Linked DNA regions of Homo sapiens: region 2 is linked to region 1. The links are chromatin contacts, found by Hi-C in ENCODE. All regions are on one chromosome and are shown on one strand. The core of a region is the stretch at or near the end of the contact, and the rest is flanking DNA. Distances in the headings are between cores, read along the strand shown. Region 1 overlaps COMETT (cytosolic oncogenic antisense to MET transcript). Region 2 holds the start of ST7-AS1 (ST7 antisense RNA 1).

Region 1 (5,511 bases), core at 2,667-5,166:
GTTTTCTTAATTAAATCTTCATTTTAGTGTTTCTACTTAGGTGTTTAAATTCCAACATTGTGCTTAAAATAGGAGTACAGTTATTTTACTGAAGAGGTTTAGCAGTGTTTTGTTTGACTTTGTAGGAAGAATTAATACCATGAGGTTTTAGACAAGTCATTTTAGCTCTCCAAAATAACAGTAAGGGGAAGCATTTGTGCTTGGCATATAGACCGTTGCACTTTTTACAATCTGATTTTATGGTACCCCTTTTTTCATGTCTAGCATAACGCTCCATCTTCAGGCTTTTGAACAAACGTGTCAGTAGCCTTAAATCAAGCTACCATGCTAAAATACATTACTGTGTCAGAGCGATTTGCAACTATTCATTTAATTGCATCCTATAAAATGAACCAGGAGGTGTAAGTTTACAAACATAACATCTGAGGTGCTGGTAAGATTAGAGCTACATAACACATGTAGTTTAAATTCTCAATATAAAGTCAGGAAGGGCTGTAATTTTAATATACTGCTGACAAGGGGCATCTGAGAATTAATGGGCATTCCCAATAGATATTTTCAGCATTAAAGGACATAATATAGCTTCAGTTTCATATATAATGCTTACTCCCTTACATATATATATATATTCATCTTTTGCCAGAGCATTAGAATATTCAACTAGTATATTGTCTCAATTAAGGAAATAATAAAATACTTTACTCATTAGGGTCATTCTTGGCCCCATGACTGTTTATTTACTATGTGGTTGAAGTTTCTTTGTTTTTGATTACTCTAACCCCCTCCTCCCAGAAGTTTCAATGAAGTTAATGAGATATGGCATGGCTAATTAAATATGAAGCCAACTTTCATTCAATGAAATATTTTGTTACTTGTTTTTTTAGTTGTACAATTATCTGTTTTCATAGGTCTTTCAAGCTAGTAAAAATTTCTCTTGTATGTGTGTGACCTTGAGACTGCCATTTATAAGCTGGATGACCTTGTTTTAATTTAACCTTTTAGTGTCTCTGTTTCCTTGTCTGTAAATCAGGGATGCTAATATAGCTATTGTGGCTATTCAGTTAATTTAATATATGTAAAGTATTTAAAATACATGAAAGTGCATGGCACATAGAAGCACACCATAGGGATTAGTTATTATTGTTATTAAATATTTGATTATACACTAGAAAGACTATAAATTATTAGCAATATACAATTTCTTCCATCAAAAAATCTACAATCTCAGTTAAGCATGATCAGATACATTAGCCTAACAAAAACAAAAAGTTAGATCTTATCCATAGTTGTCTATTTGGCTCTTTTTTATAGTAAGGTTTATATAAAGAAATTGGGTAGGTGTTTAAGTTGGAGGGGAGGGAGAAGTGATTGTTGGATAGGGAGTACAGGTGCTGAAAAATGCTCCATCTTTCAGTTGGCTTTAAAATCCGTGTGCTAATTTTCAGTTTGTATCAAGAGCATGAGGCAGGGCGTGGTGGCTCAACACCTGTAATCTCCTCACTTTTGGAGGACAAGGTGGGCAGATCACTTAAGGCCAGGAGATTGAGACCAGCCTGGTCAACATGACGAAACCTCATCTCTACTAAAAATACAAGAATTAGCCAGGCATGGTGGCATATGCCTGTTATCCCAGCTACTTGGGAGGCTTGAAAATTGCTTGAACGCAGGAGGTGGAGGTTGCTGTGAGCCAAAATTACACCGCTGCACTCCAGCCTGGGCGATAGAGCAAAACCCTGTCTCAAGAGCACGAGAACCCACTTACTTACCACCCAAACTCACCTCACCTATCTAATTTTATGACTTAGCCCTGTTTCCATCTCTCCTTAACAGACTTTCCCTGATTCTTCTTTACTCCCCACCTGCAGGTGGATCAGTAGGCAAAATCAGCAAGTGTTGTAAGGTCAATGAGGGTGGTGATCCAGGCAAGGGCTGCGTGAGTGGTATGTTAGGGCCAGAGTGGAGCGGGGAGAAAAGAGGTTGCTCTCTTTCCATACCCCCGTTTAAATTTATTAATTTTTAATTTTTAATTAATTAATTAATTTGAGACAGTGTCTTGCTCTGTTGCCCACGTTGGAGGGCAATGACTCCAGCTCAGCTCACTGTGACCTCTGCCTCCCAGGTTCTGGCGATTCTCATGCTTCAGCCTCCCAAGTAGCTGGGATTACAAGCTTAGGCTACCGCGCGGGACTAACTTTTTGTATTTTTAGTGGAGACGGGGTTTTGCTATGTTGACGAGGCTTGTTTCGAACCCCTGTGCTCAAGTGATCCACCCATCTTGGCCTCCCAAAGTGCTGGGATTACAAGCATGAGCCACTGCTAAAATTAGATAGGTGAGGTGAGTTTGGGTGGTAAGTAAGTGGGTTCTCGTGCTCTTGAGACAGGGTCTCGCTCTATCACGCCTGGACTCATATCCCCAATTAAATCACTGAACTTATCAAAATGTTTCTTCATATATTTTATAGTGATCTTAAATATATAACTTTTTTTGTGTGTATTTTCCAAGGCCTTACTCTTAGGGGGAAAAAAGGCAGAGAAATTACATAACTTTGCTTGCTAAACTTTAAAATACATTAATTAAGTAGAACTATCATTCAGAAAAGTAGAGAAATGAGTAGAAATAGCAATGGCTATTTAAAAGAAGTGTAGAAAAGCTTCCTGAATTAGGAAATGGGTTGCAATGTTCAAAAATATAAAGTGAGCCATAAAAACTTTTCTTCTATATATTAGAACACATGTTCTTTCACTAAGCTGGGAAAGATGAACTACAAGTAGATTTCCACAATAGTACGTATTGGGATATATTACATGTCAAACTGTGTCTCTACCATCATAAATACTGATATATTAACTTCAGGCCACTGTTCAAGGCACAGTGCGAGTGTAGGAGGGAGCCTGGGACACAGATGAAAGGGCTGAAAAGATAAGCTGTCCTGATCCTTACATTTGCTTTCCACCTTCCATTCTAAACTCATGGAGGCAACCAGGGAAGGGCAGGAGGTATACATACTAGAAGGTAGAAAATCAAGGTGAGATTTGGAGGACCTGGTCTTAAACTCTTAAATAAAATATATTAGGATATTTAGGCTGTTTAGCAGTTTGATCAGTTAACTAAGTAATTGTAGTGACATAAGTTACCAGTTTTGAGGACAGGTTAGGGAAGTTGTTGAGTGTGCACATACACATGTGCAATATTAGAGACATATTTTGCATTTAAAGGGGAAAGTATACATTAGCAAAAATATAAATCATGGAGAAATACACAAGCTATGCTATCAGCATAAGCAACACTGACCTAGATTCTTATTTTATTCTTCATATCCCAACAGCTGACATGAACACAAAATCCTATTCAAGGTCATTGGAAACTTTGAACTTGAGTTGGCTCTGGGAGGACATTAGAAAATGCAGTAATTGCCCCCTGAGTTCCAAAAATTTAGTAAGATTCAAAACTGATAAGTATTTTTTTAAAAATAAAATCTCAACTTATTATATCCTACCATTGGGCTATCCCAAAATTCATTTTTTATAAATTGAAACAGTGACTTTACAAAAAAGAATGGAACAAAGAGGCCGCAAGTAAGAGTTTGCTCTTTAAAATCCTTGAGAAGCTAATTTCCATGCCGAAGATAATGTTTCAAAGAGATTTCTTTTCAATGTGTTTTCTTAGGAGGGCAAGATTTCAAAGAAAATTAGCAAAGCAAGGTGACTGTGATGCTGCCATCTGGAGTTTTCAATTAGCATTTCTGACTAATAAAGTTTGGCAAAATTACTCACAAATATTTCCAGAGTTGAGAAATAATCTTGCGGCACTTTCTGTTCTTATTTTTAGGACATCAAGGCGTGTAAAATAACACAAAGAGGTTTGCAAAGTCCAGCTGAAGGGAGCCGGAGCGTCCTGTTTTTACCATCACGCTTCGTTGTTCACGTTGCTTGTGTGTAAAACAGGGTACAGTATTTAGAAACGGTGAAGGAAATGACTGGCCTAAAACTCTTGTGATTCAGTGACTCAAGGATGATTGACACTGTGTAAAAACAGGCACATTAGACCAAGAGATAATTTGAAACCTTATTATTGGGTATTGTTTTTAAAAATTAAACCTATAGACATGAATAAAATGAAAAACTTTATAAGCACAGCTTGTGGAACTGAAAAGGGCCTTAGAGACCATCACTTCCAACGGCCTCATTTTACAGGAGAGAAATCTGAGGACCAGGGAAACCAAGTGACTTTTCTGGGGTCACATGGAATGTCAACAGCAGAGCTGTGAAGGCGTTCAGGTCTGCTAACCTCCCGGCTATGCTCATTCATGGAGAGTGCTTCGAAGAGTGTTTGCAACATTTAGTCACAGTTTATCTTTGGTTAATTCCACATTTACTCCTATTTTTAATGTGTGTGAAAATGGCCCAGATTCATATGATTTGTTGCAGGTCAAACAGATATTAAGAAAAACTGCCAAGCTTGCACCGCTTATGTATAGTTATTTGTTGTGTATGTGCAAGTGTTTGTATGTGTGTGAGCACATAAGCATAATCTCTTTATCTACCATTCCTACATCCAAAAAGCTCTGAAAATTAAACTTTTTCATAAATTTGTGACAAATTCCAGTGGTGCAAAATCAAATCTAGTGTGAACTTATGTGAAGATATTTATAGACTTCACCTACACCAGCCAGTGTAACCCCTTATAGATTTCATTTTAGAAATAGTAATCTGTCTGATTATAGGGTACTACCCTAGATTATCTGAATATGATATGTAACATATGATACTTAACATAGGTTCTATATAATTGATTACATTTTAAAATCCTGAATAATTCTGAATTCTGTTCCCAGTAGTTTTGGATAAGTAATCGTAGACCTTCAATTAGTCCATAATGTAATTTCATTACATTAGTTTAGGCAGTTTTGGCTTATAACCATGCAACTCAGAAAATTCTTTACATATGTGATTCCCTTGGTTTCAAAATATGTGAAACCAGGGGGATTAAATGAGATAAACAAAGTGCTGTCTATGTGGTTATAAATATATAAAAATGAGGAGCTTAGTTTCATCACTACTATTTGTGGTCAGGAAGCCCAGGGTAAATTCAGTGTTTAGTTGTGACAAGTGCCTCATTCCAAGTTTCTGATAAAATCATCTGTCTCCTTTTCCTTTTCCTCCCCCTTTTTTGTAACTTTTACTTTATAGCCTTCTTTTATGTTTTTTTAAATTCTAAGCTGTATCAAATGTTAGCACATATGTGGGGAATGAATTAAAGATTTTCTACCACAAGTCTCACAGTAACTCTGTGTTCTGTTATTTAATCCATGGTGAAATTGAGGACTAATCAGTCAACTAATGTTTATAGTTTACAGTTCAGAATGTGTATGCTGAGTAGGCTAAGTAGGTTAGAGTTTACATGGATTTGGCCAAATTTGACATGATATATTCTTTCTTTTTATTGTAACCCTTATATTTAACCAAAGTCTAGATAAATGCAATGTCCTTATAATCTGTGTTCAGTCTCAA
Region 2 (4,928 bases), core at 1,845-4,344, 320 kb before region 1:
CCAGGAGTTCAAGCCCAACCTAGGTAACATACTAAGACTCTCTTAAAAAACAAACAAAAAAAAAAACTATTATCAAAGCTAGCCACTATGTACTATTCCTATTATGTTCGTTTTCTCCCCTTTCTTTTTTAAAATTCATTTTCATTACAAGATGTGATTGCCAATGTTAAGGTTTCTCTGTATGGTCTAAGAGAATACTGTGGAATTCTTTGAACTATATCCCTACCCTAAATGGCACTGGCTCAATGCAACGAAGGTCACACGAGCCAAGCTGGTGGGAGTAGGGAAGTAGTATACCTCAAAAACAGCATTCAAAGCATTTTTACTTGGAAAACTACACGATGTAAGAGCTAAAAACGGTATGGTTGTTCATCAAAGTCCTTTTCTTTTATTATTTTAAATTAAATTCCACGATTAGCTCTTCTCTGAATCTGACCTGCACTTTCACAACTTTGTCCCTTTGTTTGGGAGGTCCACCTCTGAGTCCTCAATCATGGAATTCTCCTCATCCTCTTAGGCTCAATTCAAGAGAAGCTCTCACAGCCTTGCCCAGCCCCATCTTGCATATGGGAAGTTGTATTCTTGTAGTAAACTCCTTATTTACCCTGGGTTTTACAAACTCATTCATCTTTCTTATCATAGCACCTGTTATAGTACATTAGGAGGCATCTAAATTAAAAAAAAATCGAGTTAAGCTCATTTACCATAAAATATGATCAAATGAGGATTAAAATTGTCACAGATGGTCAAGATATTGAGAAGATACCAAGCAGATATCCAAGAATGACTCCAGAACACTTTTAGCAGATTCCATCCCCCTACAGGTACAGAGCTGGGCCTATGGAAGCCCTGGCTCCTGGCTGCCTGATTGTGATGGTGTCTTTGGCTTCCTTGAGGAGGAAGGGAGGCCTGCGCCATCTGCAACTCCCTAAAAGCAGCTCCAGATTCAGTAACCTCTCCAGGAACACACTTGCCTTCATCACAGGAAGAGTAAGCACCACAGGGCTGAAGAACAGCAAAGTTAGTCCCGTTAGAACTCTTTTAGACCTCCCTGCAAGGACAAGTTAGACCAGGCTAGCTCCTGCCTCCCCTCTCAGGGGTGCTGGCTAATGACTTCTTTCTCCCTGGGCCTTCCTTGCCAATAACTTCAGTACAGAAACTTTTTCCCAAAGGGGAGGGGAATTGGCAAGGAAAGGAGGGAATTAAGTTGACAACAACCTTTTGGCAGTTTTCCTACTATAACTTCTCACTGTTACTTAAAAGGGAAGAAAATAGGCCTCTAATGTCTGCAACTGTTTTTTGAAAAACCTAAACTGTTCTAGGGTGGTTTGTGGCTATAATTTCATGTCTCAAAATTAATGCCAAAGTCCTCCTCCCACCCCAGATCCTGCTACCCTCTCATAAAAACAGCAGAGAGGTGAGTGCTCTCTGTGTGCTTCCCCTTTTATCTTTCTTTATGACTGAAATGAGCATGAAACCAAACTGAAAAGTCCAGCATCATCAGGTCTTCTATCATGTGTCTAGCAAGGTACAGCCCGGATGGCACGTTCATCTTCATATTTTCGCTATCTCTTAGAACTGCCCCTACACAAATTAACAAAGGCATCTCTGAGAAATGCTAGATTTAAATTGCTAGAAGACCTAACAATGCCCTTCCTTAAGAAGTACACATTTTCCCAGTAGATATTTTGCTTCTTGCCTGATCTGCACAGAGCACTGGATGTGACACTTACACATATATACATGGGTAATTATTTAACCTGATGAAAATGTGATATACAAATGTATATCATGAAATAAAATTTTAAGTGTGTAATAAGGAGAAACATTAATATTTTAAAAACTAGTGTGTTTGAAAATCCCAAGTGCAAAAGTGTTGAAAGGTGGGACCTGTGAGTGGTAATTAGGTCATGAAGGCTCTGCCTTCAAGAATGAATTAATTTTGTTATTGAGGGAGTAGGTTTGTTATAAAAGTGAAAGTGGGCCCCCTCTTGTTTTCTCATGTTCTCTTACCCTTCCACCTTCCACCAAGGGATGACAGCAAGAAGGACCTCCCCACATGCCAGTCCCTTGATCTCAAGACTTCCCTGACTCCTGAACTACAAGAAATAAAATGTGTTCTTTAAAAATTACCCAATCTGTGGTATTCTGTTACAGCAGCACAAAACAGACTAACACTGTTACCAACAAATACGTAATTCCATTAAAACATATATTCAAACAACTTCTTAAAGGTATAGAACTTTGAGACCAGAAGGTATCCTGGAGACATACTTGTCTAAAGCGAAGAAGACAATATTGCGACAAGCAGCCATCCAAAAAGATGAAAAGCGAGAAAGCCATGGTCTTTCCGATGACAGACTCAAAAGGGCTGAGCAGCACCTATTCAAATGGTGAGACAATTCTAGAGTGCTGAATCCTATCCGCCTCCCAGGGACACGATCCCGAGGGATACTACAAAACAAATGTAAATATGAACATGAGTTCAAGTTAGTAATCAAAATACTTAAGTTAGTATCTGAAAGGTACAAGTTTCCTAACAAAATGAGTACATTATCTCAAGCGTTTTAAAAAGCGTTTTAATGCAGCTAAACACCTGAGGAAAATGCATTTCCAGACTTGCACTCCCAGAGTATGGAGATTAACAAGGGAAGATATATATGTGTACATATGTATATATCTTCAGGACTGTAAGAATTTCCCAGTACTGTGAAATTAAAATTTAAAACAAAAACAAAAACACTCTACCTTGAAATTTCCAGATTTAAAGGACTGTAACCCTTAGCTCGAAATTTACTTTGTGTTTCGGAACTCTCTGGAGTGTTAAGGCTCGTGTGTTTTCTTTGCGGGTGTTTTTTTAACGACTCAGTGGGCTGGCTCCAAGTTTGTGAAGATCCTGTTAATTACCTCCTGCATTTACCACCGACCAAGGATGGGAGGCACGCGGCACTTGCTGAGCATATGTAGCTTTACAGGGAAGGGAGACGAGCAAAGATCACTGAAAACTGCAACCGAAACCCTCAGAAATTCCAGCTCTCCCCTCTTCCCTCCGGTCCCTTCGACAATCCATTTGGTGACCTGACACGTCATCCATACACTCCCAAGAGTGCCTTCGGGAACCCCTCTCCCCACTACCCAACCAGAGAGACAGCCCCACGCCCGGCAAGACGCAACTCCGGGCCACGGAGGGCGCCGCCCGGACAGCCCGGCCGGGTCAGGGGGCTTCGCCGCCGAGCACCCTCCGGCAGCCGCCCTCGGGCCTCCGCGGCCGGGCGGGAGGGCGCCTCCCCGACCACACTTCGGCCGCTTGGCACCCACAGCCGGGAGGGCGTGAGGAAGGACTCGGTCTAACTCCGGGGAACCCTCGGAGTTCCGGCGCAGACACCCGAGGGGGTGTCCTGGGAACTCCTTCGCCCGCGACACCCGTTCTTCTCCGTCTCCCGACCACCAGCGACGCAGCAGGGCGGCTGCCGGCCCGGCCCGGCCCGCCTTGCGGGCTGTGCGCGGCGCAGCTCTTCCTCCGCGGGGCCGTGAAGGCCACCGGCCGCCCCCGCGCGCCCAGCTGCCCGGCCCCGCCGCCTAAGCCGCCGCGTTGCTGGCGGGTAGCCGCGGGCCTCCGGTGCGCGGGCCCCGGCGCGTCCCCGAGCGCGCGCCTGGCCGCGGCCCCGCGCGAGTTGCACTAACTTTCCGGGGCGGGGGAGGGGTGGGCGCCGCGGGCCCGGCTCCCAGGCCTTACCTGTGCTCAAGTTGTCGTTGATTTTCAAAGGCACCCGCAGGATGTAGACCAGGAATAGCACGATGAAGAACCACACGGTCCACAGATACGTCCAAGACCAAACTATGCAGGACTTGAGCTGCTCCAGAAAGCCCGTGGCCGCTTCAGCCATGTTTCAGCGCTCCTCTCTGCTGCCGCGGCTCTTGGTGTCTGCCGGGATGATTCACCGGCCCGGAGGCGCAGCTCGCGCCGCCGCCGCCGCCGCGGCCCGGGCGCCCCCGGAGCCCGCCCGCCGCCGGGGACGCGGGCTCGGCGGGAAATCGCGCGGGCCGCGGGCGCGCCGGCTTTTCCTTCTCCAGCCTTATTGCTAACTCTCTAAAGGTCCCTACAAGTGGCTTTCGTGGAGCGATCACGTGGCCCCTGCCCCCTCGCGTTCTGGGTCCATTTATATTTATTATGCTAATATTTAGAAAGAGAAGGCCAAGTGGCGCGCCGAAGGAAACGCCTCAGGCAGTTACAACCCGCATAAGTTGAGCGTTTACCACACGCCAGGCGCTGCTCCACGATCCGTACAATCTCATTTAACCCCTGCAACAATTCCCCACTACGATCCTCTTTCTATAGGTAGGGAAACTGAGGCTCACAGCAGCTGCGTAGTTTACCTTAAGGTGGAACCAAAATTCAATTGCAGTGGTGTATTCTGGGGTCCGAGGTCTTAAACCCTACTCTGCTCCCTTATCAGGATTCAGGCTCAGGGAATGAATAAACCCGGGACAGCTAGGAGAAGGGAGGAGGTGCGCTCCTGTCGCCGGCTAGTAGGCCTGAAGATAAATCACTCTATTCAGCAAGATTTGGGTGGCAGATGCTATTTACCTTTGTTCTGTCTCTTTGAAGCAGCGCAGGGATTTTCCAGAGAAATCTTGACAGATGAATGTTTATCCTCCAGGTTTTTTGGTGATCAGAGGTCAAACTATTCTCAGCCTGTTTTTAATATAAACAATTCTCTGGGATAATTTTGACTGTGAAACGGCCACCTCTAACAGAAAGTCCATTTTAAACATTGTTTTGTTGTTTTTGTTTTGTTTTGACTGTGCTGAATAAAATGTTTCTTTTATTCTAAAATGTTTTCTCAGCTGAAATTTTCAAGTCTGTTTCTGTCCGTAAGTGATTTGACTTTCTATGTATTAGATGGTAATGAGGAAATTGCAGGTTT

Evidence for each region. A loop is a pair of places that touch in the nucleus more often than their neighbours do. Pooled maps may share reads with other maps.
Region 2: a loop to region 1 is called in a map of gastrocnemius medialis, with 5 times the contacts of the local background. The contact joins the promoter of ST7-AS1 here to the enhancer-like site in region 1. A Hi-C loop is called at or near these places in 1 of 168 maps with a recorded cell type or tissue (gastrocnemius medialis), 1 of 37 single-sample maps with no recorded cell type and 4 of 50 pooled maps.

What each region holds. Positions count from the first base shown.
Region 1 is chr7:116,632,081-116,637,591 of GRCh38, reverse strand. All of the region lies in intron 2 of COMETT (cytosolic oncogenic antisense to MET transcript), which reads left to right. Among named protein-coding and RNA genes, the nearest start is that of MET, 37 kb to the left of the region's middle. RefSeq lists an enhancer at 2,954-4,153 and a silencer at 5,231-5,431. Within about 2 kb of position 3,916, at least 8 of the 41 ENCODE cell types and tissues checked have a DNase peak (open chromatin) inside an H3K27ac peak, as active enhancers do; they include gastrocnemius medialis, where a contact is called at or near this core.
Region 2 is chr7:116,952,500-116,957,427 of GRCh38, reverse strand. It overlaps ST7-AS1 (ST7 antisense RNA 1), which reads left to right and starts at 3,094. Exons shown (of 1, transcript NR_002330.1): 1 at 3,094-4,928. It overlaps ST7 (suppression of tumorigenicity 7), which reads right to left and starts at 3,927. Exons shown (of 16, transcript NM_001369598.1): 1 at 3,737-3,927. The coding sequence starts at 3,887. It overlaps ST7-OT4 (ST7 overlapping transcript 4), which reads right to left and starts at 3,580. Exons shown (of 5, transcript NR_002329.2): 1 at 3,319-3,580; 2 at 2,749-2,967; 3 at 2,275-2,454; 4 at 705-1,005. RefSeq lists silencers at 1,315-1,574, 3,172-3,471, 3,532-3,731, 3,942-4,011 and enhancers at 2,933-3,856, 4,272-4,381.